Regions from separate parts of the Homo sapiens genome. Here region 1 is linked to region 2. Evidence: read pairs that join two places in POLR2A ChIA-PET (ENCODE). Cell type or tissue: PC-9. All regions are shown on one strand. Links, peaks and the distances in the headings refer to the core of each region. The heading gives the core; the rest is flanking DNA. Region 1 has its middle 42 kb from the start of EYA4. Region 2 has its middle 25 kb from the start of SNORA33.

Region 1 (5,387 bases), core at 219-5,218, 360 kb after region 2:
TACAAATAACAGGGAATTTATTATATTGGGAATGCAAGAGAATTGAAGTTCCAATGTCTGCCAACCTCCCAGATTTTGGGTGATTTTTCCAGACACTTCTTTGCTCAAATGAATAGACAAATAAACTTGGTTCAACTACATTACCATTCTGGCTTAAATATGAGTCCAAAAGTACCATGATGAATTAGTCCATTTTTCATTTTGACAGGCTTTCTTCATATCATTTCTAAACTCTTCTTCCAGGAACCTCGCATATGATTTTGCTTATACTTAAGCCAATATTTCTCATACCTTTTATTCTCTGCTTTGCCAGCTCCTCCTATGAACAAATCCTTTACTGGGCTTCCCCCAGAATTCATTTGTGACACCTATGCAATATGCAAATAATTCCCAAATAGTCACTTTAGCTCTGCCTTTGAATTTTTGCTAATACTATTTAGTTACCTTTTATTGGAGGTTTATTCCTTGATATCTCATTGCTTTCACCATTTCCACGCTATAATTCTAGTCACAAAGATTCACACATTCTCCTTTAACATAGTTATTTAAATTCTCACACTACCATTCCATGACAATTACTCCTCTATAAGAACTCACTCATAGAAATGTTTTTCTCACTAGTAGTGTTTATGATAAAGTGTAAAGAGCATAGAATTTGCTGACCAAAATATTTGAGTTTGAATTCCTGTCGCAGCACATTATGGCCGGGGTGAATTCCTTAAACTCTCTCAGGGCCCATTTAGCCATCTGTAAAACAAGAATAATAATATTGAACTCATAGAGTTGTTATAAAAATTAAAATTAGATAATCTGTGAAGTGCTTAGCAGAGGAATTGTCATACAGAGGATGTTCAATGACTGTTAGCTTGCTCCCATACTGCATATTTCTAAATCCCAAAGCCTCATGCTTGCACATTGGTAAAAAATAACTTTCTGGTATTTTCTTCACTTCCAGTTTTTTCTTCTTTTCTATTTTTATTAGCAGAGAATATTCCTCCTGAGCAAGGCTGTCAAGGATCGAAGAGATATGTAAACATTGTTATGCGTGTATATCAGTTAGGATGCCCTTGGCTATAAGTAAAACTATTCAAGCTTCAACAGTAAAGCTTAAACAGAATTAGTTGATGTAATAAAAAAGGTCAGAGATAGTGCAGGCTTCTGGGACGGTGGATTTTGTAAGTTATTTCCATATCTCTTTTTCTCCAACAACAGTGTTGATTTCATCCCAAAATAGCTCCTCTGGTGTTGGAAATTGAGGCCATAGGCTTCTCCCTCCTCCTTGTCCAACAGGAAAGATAAATTAGTTTCCTATACCTTTATTGGCTTCCAGCAGAAATTTCCTTTCATGTAATTGTCCAGAATTGGGTCATAAGCCCCTTTCTTCAAAAAACTATTGGCAAGGGAGAATAGGGTTACCATCAACCAGGCTGACCCACTCCTTGAGCAGAAGAACATTCCTCACACTGTGCTGCTGCTGTTTGGCAGAGGAAAGGCAGAAGGGATGTTGGGAGTCCGTTGTGATATTTACTGTCTGTCTTCATGAGGGAAGGGGCTTGTTTTGTCTGCTCTGTTCACTGCTGAACTCTAGTACCTTGAACAGTGACTGACATGTAGAAAGCATCCAGTAAATATTTGTTAAGTGAATATTAATTACTGCCATTGGATGACTCCATATTTCTTGTAACTCTATTGCTTCTCATATCAATGCCAATAAATACTTGCTGAATAAGCTCCCCATCAAAAACCTCCATGTGCACACTTATAATCTTTCCACTTATGGAGGCTCACTTTCTTCTCCATGTCTAACTTCTCTTATTTCCCATCACACACTAAGATGGGGCTCTGAACTTGACTGGAGTTTATGAATCTTTATGTGCTTTTCTTTTGTGTATTTCCAAAGTCGGAATGATTCTTGTGGCATACAGAATCATTCAAGTGGCATAGAGATTATTGAGTAGAAGAGACACTATTAATAAGCCAAATGATGTTGTTTTAATGCCAATTACATAGAATATTAAAACTCTAGCATATACCAGATAGACATGAGTAACTCACCTAACCTTCAGATTCTCCCTTTCCCAAACATTCTGATTTAGGTCTGAAGTAGTGCTGAAAAATCTTCATTTTTATTAAATATTCCAAATTATTCTGATGAGAGTTAGATATATAAAATTCGGCTGAATGAGTAGCATTTAACTAACCTCTTCTCATTCCATCAATATAAGAATAAAGAAGGAAGATTTAATGCCCAATGCTAAATGAATGAGTGAATGAATGTCTCCAACTCTATGAGTGACTGCTATGCAGAATTACTGGAGTATTAAAAATATATATTAAAAAGGGGCAGGCATGAACAGGTGAGGGGAAGAGCAAGGAGAAGAGATACCAGATAGGGAGGCTGAGTTCTGATTGGGAAGGGTCTTGAATGCTGTGCTAAGGGGTTTGGATTCTTCTGAAATCCATGGAATTTCTTGAAGGTGCCTGAGCAGGAAGTAACACAATATAATTTGTGTTGTAGAAAGCTGATTTTGTCTGCATGTGATGGATTGGCCAGAAAAAGAAAGCCGTAGGCACAGAGGAGGATCACACGTGATCAAAAACCACAAATGGCTTCTTCATGACACAGGGGCAGGTGAGGCCCCTGAGGCTTGAAGGCTGCTATACCATGAATCAACATAAAGCAGGTATTGTGAGCAATTGCCTATGATTTCCACTTGGAGTCAAAATGATTCATCTCCATAAGACACTTGACCTCTAGTAGCTCAGTCCAGAAAATAAGGTTCTCAAGCATGAGACACTCTGTGTTAGGGCCCAAAATACAAAGGCAGCACAAGAAAACTTTTTTTCCCACTTATGGTATGATGAAAATTACAGATTAAACCTAGAAACTTATAAAATGCAGCAGATATTTTATATTAGCAATATGTCATTAGCATAATTTTAAAGAAAAAAAGGTCCACACACTGAAAGAATGACTGAGACATATTATTGAAATGTGGAACTTAAATTGGAAGAGAGACTCGATTCTCTGGCGCTGGCAGCATCAGGGGTCAGGTGTGAGGAAAGCCCTGGTGTTTTATACTTAGGGTGAAAGAAATAGGCCATTAAGGGTGGCCAGGAAACAGCCTTTCCCTTCATAGTGGAAATGCTCTCTGCCTTTGCCACATATTGTTATTGACATTTCTCTTTTCTCATCTTTCCAAAGAGTCCACTTGCTGGACAAAATGCTAGATGGTAAAATTGGAGTCACTGGAGTTAGTTCTTTCCTTTGGAGTGGAACCAAGGGAACGAAGCAAACTGATTCTGTACCCAGAAAGAAGTCAACCTGAAGAGCTAAAAGTTATCAGGAAGACAGAGAATATTGGATGAGACATGAGCTATTTTTCCTATCCTCTGAAAGATTAAAGACAACTTTTGCTTGAACCCAGGAAGCGGAGGTTGAGGTGAGCCAAGATCACGTCACTGCACGTCAGCCTGGGCTACACAGCGAGACTTTGTCTCAAAAAAAAAAAAAAAAAAAAGACTTTCTTTTAAAATCTAACCCAATGCAGCAGCTGATTCTCTCCTCCCTCTCTCTTCCCCTACCTTCTTTATCCCCTCTTTTCTCCCCTGGCAAAACAATTCCACCCAAGCCCTCCCACACAACTTGCACATCCAGTCTCTTGAGGTTTTTACCAAAAACAAAAAGTTCTAAATTTATTATTTTTTTGAGACAGTGTCTCACTCTGTTGCCCCGGCTGGAGTGCAGTGGCATGGTGGTCACGGCTCACTGCAGCCTCAACCTCCTGGGTTCAAACGATTCTCCTGCCTCAGCATCCCAAGCAGCTAGGACTAGAGGTGCATGCCACCATACCCAGCTAATTTTTAAATTTGTTTGTAGAGATGGAGATCTCACTATGTTGCTCAGGCTGGTCCAGAGCTCCTGGGCTCAAGCAATCCTCCCTTCCTCTGCCTCCCAAAATGCTGGGATTACAGACGTGAGCCACTGTGCCCAGCCAGGTTCTGAATTTGAAAGGAAAGGATACTTTTTTCCTCTTACCGTTGTATCTGCATAACTCTGTTATTTTACCTACTTTTCCTTTGTTTTTGCTATCAGTAAAAACAGAATTAAAAGACAGCAAAGTGGGGAGAGCAGTATTTTCATAGTGATATCTGCCCCTCGTGGGACCAAGAGGGAGGCTCAGGATTTCTTTCTCAAGTGTTCTTCAGTGTGTTTACTCCATACCGGCTGCTGTGGTGGGGTGCTGGCACCTCTGTACTCAAAAAAGTGCACTCATCCATACATCTCACATTCTGAACGTTGAAATTTCAATTTAGGGTTTCATAGGGGGTCCTTGAGCAACTTTTCCCCATGGTTCTAACAACTGTCATGTGAATATATTACCTCTAAAAATTGTTGAAAAGATGATAAATTAGGAGAGTTTTTTCCAGGGTTGAACCACTTTTTTGGCTGTCTCCAGCCACGATCCTGCCTATGTCCCAATCATGAAAGAAAGCGTGCATTGAGTCTATACCTGAAATGACTCTAGCTCTAATGTGTCAAGCCACAGGGTAGAGAAGAATCCATCAAGCAGTCTTGTACTTGGGGTTTGAATAGCAAAAGCAAACCAACTGTGGAATCCAAAATGGGAGTGAAAGATAAAGAAGTGGCAGGGCCAGCTACTTAATTTGTGGGGCCCAGCACACACTGAAAATGCAGGATCCCTTGCTCAAAAAGCAGGAAAAAGTGCCATTAAAAGGACTAAAATATAGAGCTTTTTCTTTCTTCTGTATTCTCTCTCTAAACTTACCTTGGTGTTTGTGATTTAGTGTTGTTCTAAGTAAAGTTAAAAATTTAAATTATTAACATGAATTTTGCCATTAATCTTTATAAGGTGCAATGCAAGTTTTAAATGCAAATGTAAAAGTATTTAACTCACATGCAGAATCACTGAAATTACACAGTTTGTATTTCATAGCTCTTACATGTCAGTGTATTTCATTCTTACCACAACAGTGGGAGTGCTTCGCAAAACTAACACATACACCACGAACACTGTTTTTTTATTTCACTTGTTGATATGCATACATTCTTACCAACACCTTCTACCCTCAGCTTACCAATGGTACTAAGGAATCACTAGAAAGAAAAGAACCTATGGGTTCCCCCATCTTTCCCGTTTCTTCTAGGTCAGCATTTTTAGTATAAGCACTTGGTTAACACAGGGAGGAAACACAAGTAAGAAAATATATGGAAGAGTTCTTTAGCAATTGTGTTTTTTAAAACATCCTTGCCTTCTTTCTGCATTCAAGACATGTTCTGATTCTAAGGAAAATTATGCCCTCTTAGGGCTATTGAGTCTAGACATAACGTGCTTACCTGAGTATAGCCATGATGTGCTTACCTT
Region 2 (5,387 bases), core at 195-5,194:
CAAGAAATATGATAGATATGTAAATTTGGGTGCAACTTTAGGCTTGAGATTTAAAAATAAAACTGGGATCCTATAGAATTTTTGCATACTATATAATAAAAGTCTGCAATCTGATCCTCACACATCTCCGTTAACATCTAACATTGGATTTGTTATATTCTCATTGTTTTTCATTGATACAAGTGTTTGGTGAAGAATTCAGGAACTTTCCTTCACAAATGTTTTATTTGATTTACAGCATTAGAGGCTGTGATATTCCTGGTTAGAATATTTTACTGTTGACATCTTTAAGTAAAAAACATTAGTTGAATTCCCACAGGAGAATGTGCATCAGCCCTGTGTTAAGCTCTTTGTTCAGACTTATTATTTCAGCTTCCAAAATGTGTTTTGACTAACCTAATAGTGTGATAAATGCAAGAAGTGTGTGCACAGCTTAAAACATTTGGAAATGCTTCTACTATGTGCTGCTTTTACACTGGGCAGTTTACTTTCTCTGTAAAAGTATTTCTATTCCACACTCTACTGTCCCATGGGTTTCTGAAAGGTGAGCATGAACTTTGTGGGAATTCTATTTTTGGATTTTAAAACTGGAGTTGCATGGTAAACAGTTTTTTACTCTTACCTCGTTAGAGTTTTCAAACTTTCTCCCTTCTTGAGTGCACGGACACCAGTTTCACTTGTTTCCCTTTATATTTGTGCACACTTCCTAAACTCACAGCACATAAGCCTTCCAGTTAGGTGGCATATTCCTCCTGGATTCTCCATGCTCTTTCATTTCCCTTTTTGACCTTTCTAATCATCTCCTTTCCTTAACCACTTAGTGGTTGTGAACCTTCAAGCTATAGTTCCATTATCAAGAGAGCCTATATCACCAAGACAGTCTACTCCTTTACACTCTATATATGCCCTTCCCAATAAAGTAGTCAGTAGCCACATGCAATTGTTGAATACTTGCAGTGGGGCTTGTCCATATTGAGATGTGCTGTAAGTGTAGAATACACGCTGGATTTCCAAGACTTAGTACAAGTGAAAAGGATATACAATAGCTGATTCATAATTTTATATTGGCTATCGTGTTGAGATAATAATATTTGGGACTTATTGGTTTAAATAACGTATGTTATTAAGAAATTAAAATGAGGCCAGTCTTGGTGGCTCACACCTGTAATCCCAGCACTTTGGGAGGCCGAGGCAGGCAGATTACCTGAGGTCAGGAGTTTGAGACCAGCCTGGCCAACATGGTGAAACCCTGTCTCTACTAAAAATACAAAATTAGCCGGGCATGGTAGTTCATGCCCGTAATCCTAGCTACTGAGCCAGGAGAATCACTTCAACCAAGGAAGCAGAGATTGCAGTGGGTGGAGATCGCGCTACTGCATTCCAGCCATGGCGACAAAAAGAAATTAAAATGTATTACTAAAAAGTTTTGTTTCCTTTATCTTTTAAAAATGAGGCTACTAGAAAATGTGGCTCACATTATGTTTCAATTAGAGAGCATGGCTCAATATCAGTCTTTCTCAAATCTAGTTATCCATCAGAAGCATCTAAGAAAGAAAACAATATGTGGCTGAGTGCAGCGGCTCACGCCTGTGGTCCCAGCACTTCAGGAGGCTGAGGCGGTGGGCAGATCACCTGAGGTCAGGAGTTTGAGACCAGCCTGACCAACATGATGAAACCCTGACTTTACTAAAAATACAAGAATTAGTGGGTGTGGTGCACACCTGTATTCCTAGCTACTTGGGAGGCTGAGGCAGGAGAATCGCTTGAACCCTGGAGATGGAGGTTGCAGTGAGCCGGGATCACGCCACTGCACTTCAGCCTAGGTGACAGAATGAGACCCTGCTCAAAAAAAAAAAAAAAAAAAAAAAAGAAGAAGAAGAAAAAAGAAAATGAAAACAAAACAAAGCAAAAAACCCAGTTTCCTGGTCCCTACCACAGACCTAGTAAATCAGGATGCTGGAATGAGCCCTAGGAAATCTATATTTTTGGAAGCCTCTCCAGGTGGTTTTGAGGCACTCAGGAGAACAACATTTGAGAACTTCTACCCTATTTGCCCTCTTTTCCCACCTCATGACAACACTTTTTGGTTTGGGATCCCATATACTGCAGGAAGTACTCTTTTATGTGACTGAATATGGTTGTGGGTAAATCACAAAGAACAAGGGATTACCTGCTTCCTAAAGTAGTTTTCTTCCCTTAACCTATTTAAATTTATTTTTATGCATTTTAATTTTTAATTGACAGGTAAACATTGTATATATTTATGCTGTACAATCTGGTGTTTCAATATATGTGTACATTGTAGAATGGCTAGATCAAGCTAATTAAGCTATGTATTACCTTGCATACTTTTTTTAAAATGGAAAGAACACTTAAAATCTACTCTGTCAGCAGTTTTCAAGTATACAATAAATCCACTGTCATCACCGTAGTGTACAATAGGTCTTTTCAACTTTTCCCTCCCATCTATCAGAAATTTTGTGTCCTTTGACCAACATCTTCCTTATTTAAATGTAGAACTCTTTAAAAAGGAGCTTAATGAATAAAGGTATTTGCATAATGCTGTGGAAAGTCTTCTGATTCAGTTTGGAGAAGCAATGGTCACTTACCTTTTAAAACTCCACTTAAAGGAGTGAGGGATGATATATTTGTAGAGCAAACCTTTTATTTTAATTTAAAAGATATATACAGACATTTTATTATCAATCTTATGATGTAGGGCTAATGTTTTCTTGACATGTTGGTCTGCCGATTGCAGCCCTGCATTACCTTTCTTCCATAAGCAACATCTAAAATGCGCCCTTTACAAATTCCATCTCTAGTTTCTTTAAAATGTAGAAAGATCTCTTTAATTAATTAATTAATTTATTTATTTATTGAAGAGATGGGGTCTTGCTGTGTTGGCTAGGTTGGTCTTGAACTCCTGGCCTCAGCCTCACAAAGTCCTAGGATTACTGGTGTGAGCCACCATACCCAGCCTAGAAAGATCTCAAAGTACTTGTGAGGCAATCGAGTATAGTATTTTCTAGATTATTGTGACTGTTCTATGTTTTTATAATTTCATCATTTAATTTGACAGAAATTCACTTTTATTTTTCCAAAGGATTTAACTTAGTTTTCACAGAGATACTTTTTGGTTTCGCTTTTCTGTTTCATAAATGTGCATCTTATTTATTAAATTCCAAAAGTTCAATAAGTACAATTGTCATAAACAGGTTTGGGAATAAACTTGACTTTTGTAGAGCATAAAACTGTCAGGAACAATATTGTACAGCCCTTCTAAGATGTATAATAGTCTGCTATTGAGAGCACTTAGAATGTCATGGACATCAGTCTAACATGTTTAACGAAGGAATGGACAGCATGATGAATTAATCTGATGAATCAATTCATGGAAAGTCATTAAGAGAAGCTCTACAATAAAAAATAATAATGTAATAATTAATATTTATTGAACACTTACTATGTTGCAGACATAGACACTTCATATATAGTAATTCACATTTGACTTACAAACATCCTTTGAGGCATGGTTTATAATTAGCTTAATTTTATATATAAGGAAATTAATGCTTCCAGAGATTAAGTCACTTAAGGTCACGCAACTTTAAGTTTGGAGATAAAATTCAAACTCAGGCCAGTCTGATCCTAGAATTCACGATACGCTTTTAACTTCGAAAGCCTAACCTTGAGGAGAGGGTTCATGTTGTCCTTTGCTAGAGATCTTACTTGGCCTGACATTGATCTATGGGGCTGGGTCAAGGGCACAGACTCTGCAAAGCAAGCAATCACCATAACAAATAACTTGCATGTGTGTCCTTGGTCAGTGAGCAACTCTATCAGCCTTTTTAGAATATGATGGAGCAACATATAATTAATATATTTAATGTCTTAAACTAATGAATCGATTGAGTGTTTTGAAACAAACTTTACTGAGAATATTATTTGTGCTCGAGCCCAGGCTTCAAAGAGATAAATACATTTTTATCCTCATATCTGGACACTCTATCCTGGGATCCCCAAACCAGGTATTTATCATGCTGTCTCCCCTGTGGTGCTTTTCCTTGGTGTGATGAATGTGGCTTCCTGGCAGGACTGTTTTACACCAGCCTCCAGGCAGAGTCCTTTTAGCTCAAAGAAAAATAAATTGACTTCAGGAAAAAAAAAACCCTGCCATCAACTTTTTGATCCTTCCTTTTCCATCTTCTTTTTCCTGACTATGGTACTATGCATACTTCGGTCTTTAGGGATCCATCGCTCATTTCTACAAGAGCATCAAGTGACCCAGATATGCACTTTGAGTGCCTTTTATATGCTTTGTCACACCCATATTTGTATATGATAATTAATCACCCATGGATCAATCACCTAAAATAATGGCCTAGGCTACCTCTCCTTCCTCTATGGTTTTCCTCCCAGGGGAAAGCTGTGCAGGTAGCTTTGCCTGGGTGTCATTTGGTAATAAAATATTTTTTCTAGAAGTTTTCCAGTGAGCTACAAGCATTACAGTGATTTATACTTATTTTCTTGTCTTTGCAAGTGAATAATGGCATTTACTTTCTTTGAAGTATAATTATGCCCAAGGAAATAATTCTATTAATTAGGAGGATATGGATTTCTAAGACTTTACTTTTAAATCTTACACATTCAAAATATTTTTATAACGATAATTTTGATCTGAGTGTTTAAAAAATCAAGCTGTGTAGCTCCTCTTTTACACTGCTAAGAGCAATCAAAATTAGTCTATGAAGTTTTTGGTGCATAAAGATTTCGTGCCACGACAGTGAGCAACTTTGTTAGATCCTTAAGCTCAGATGGACTTATATTGTTTATTCTGTGTTACTTGAAATTCAAGACTTTTGGCTGCCAGAAAATAAGCAGCTGCCACAAGTAAATCCAGAGGAATCAGGAATACTGAAATTTCTTTTCTGTGGAGACCTGTTCTTTGATGTCTCTGAGACAATACTAAACACGAGTTTCACTTAATTTCAAAAAAGTTTGCTTCATAGTTACAATCAGCTTTGCAATGAGAAGAGATCTCTTATCGTTTTTCTCTAGAAGAAAATACATTTTAGGATTGGAAATCAAATTGAATATCAAGAGTGTATAGGAACACTGACATGCTTTTACAGATGAGCAGACTCAAATTATTTTTGAAGGGCACTGGAATTTAAATAATTGCTCACATGTGCCTTGTAAAATAAATATTGCTTATGAAGTGTGCCAGCAGTTCTCAAACTGTGGTCTCCACATCAGCAGCATCAGTGTAATTTTATGTGTCAAGTTGAATGACTCATGGGATGCCCAGATATTTGGTTAAATATTATAATGGGTATGTCTCTGAGGGTGTTTCTAGATGAAATTTTAATCAGTAGACTCACTAAGGC

The links. ChIA-PET counts read pairs that join two places held together with the same protein. Peaks named below come from ENCODE experiments on the same cell type or tissue, not always from the same donor. Only the 100,000 strongest peaks of a DNase experiment are listed, where the experiment ranks them.
Region 1: POLR2A ChIA-PET joins it to region 2 with 5 read pairs; 3 of 35 experiments call an interaction of 5 or more read pairs at or near these places.

What each region holds. Positions count from the first base shown.
Region 1 is chr6:133,196,264-133,201,650 of GRCh38, forward strand. No RefSeq gene overlaps it. Among named protein-coding and RNA genes, the nearest start is that of EYA4, 42 kb to the right of the region's middle. In PC-9, for the core only: no CTCF peak of the experiment used is centred there; a DNase peak (open chromatin) is centred at 2,618; H3K27ac peaks cover 526 bases.
Region 2 is chr6:132,839,777-132,845,163 of GRCh38, forward strand. No RefSeq gene overlaps it. Among named protein-coding and RNA genes, the nearest start is that of SNORA33, 25 kb to the left of the region's middle. In PC-9, for the core only: no CTCF peak of the experiment used is centred there; no DNase peak of the experiment used is centred there.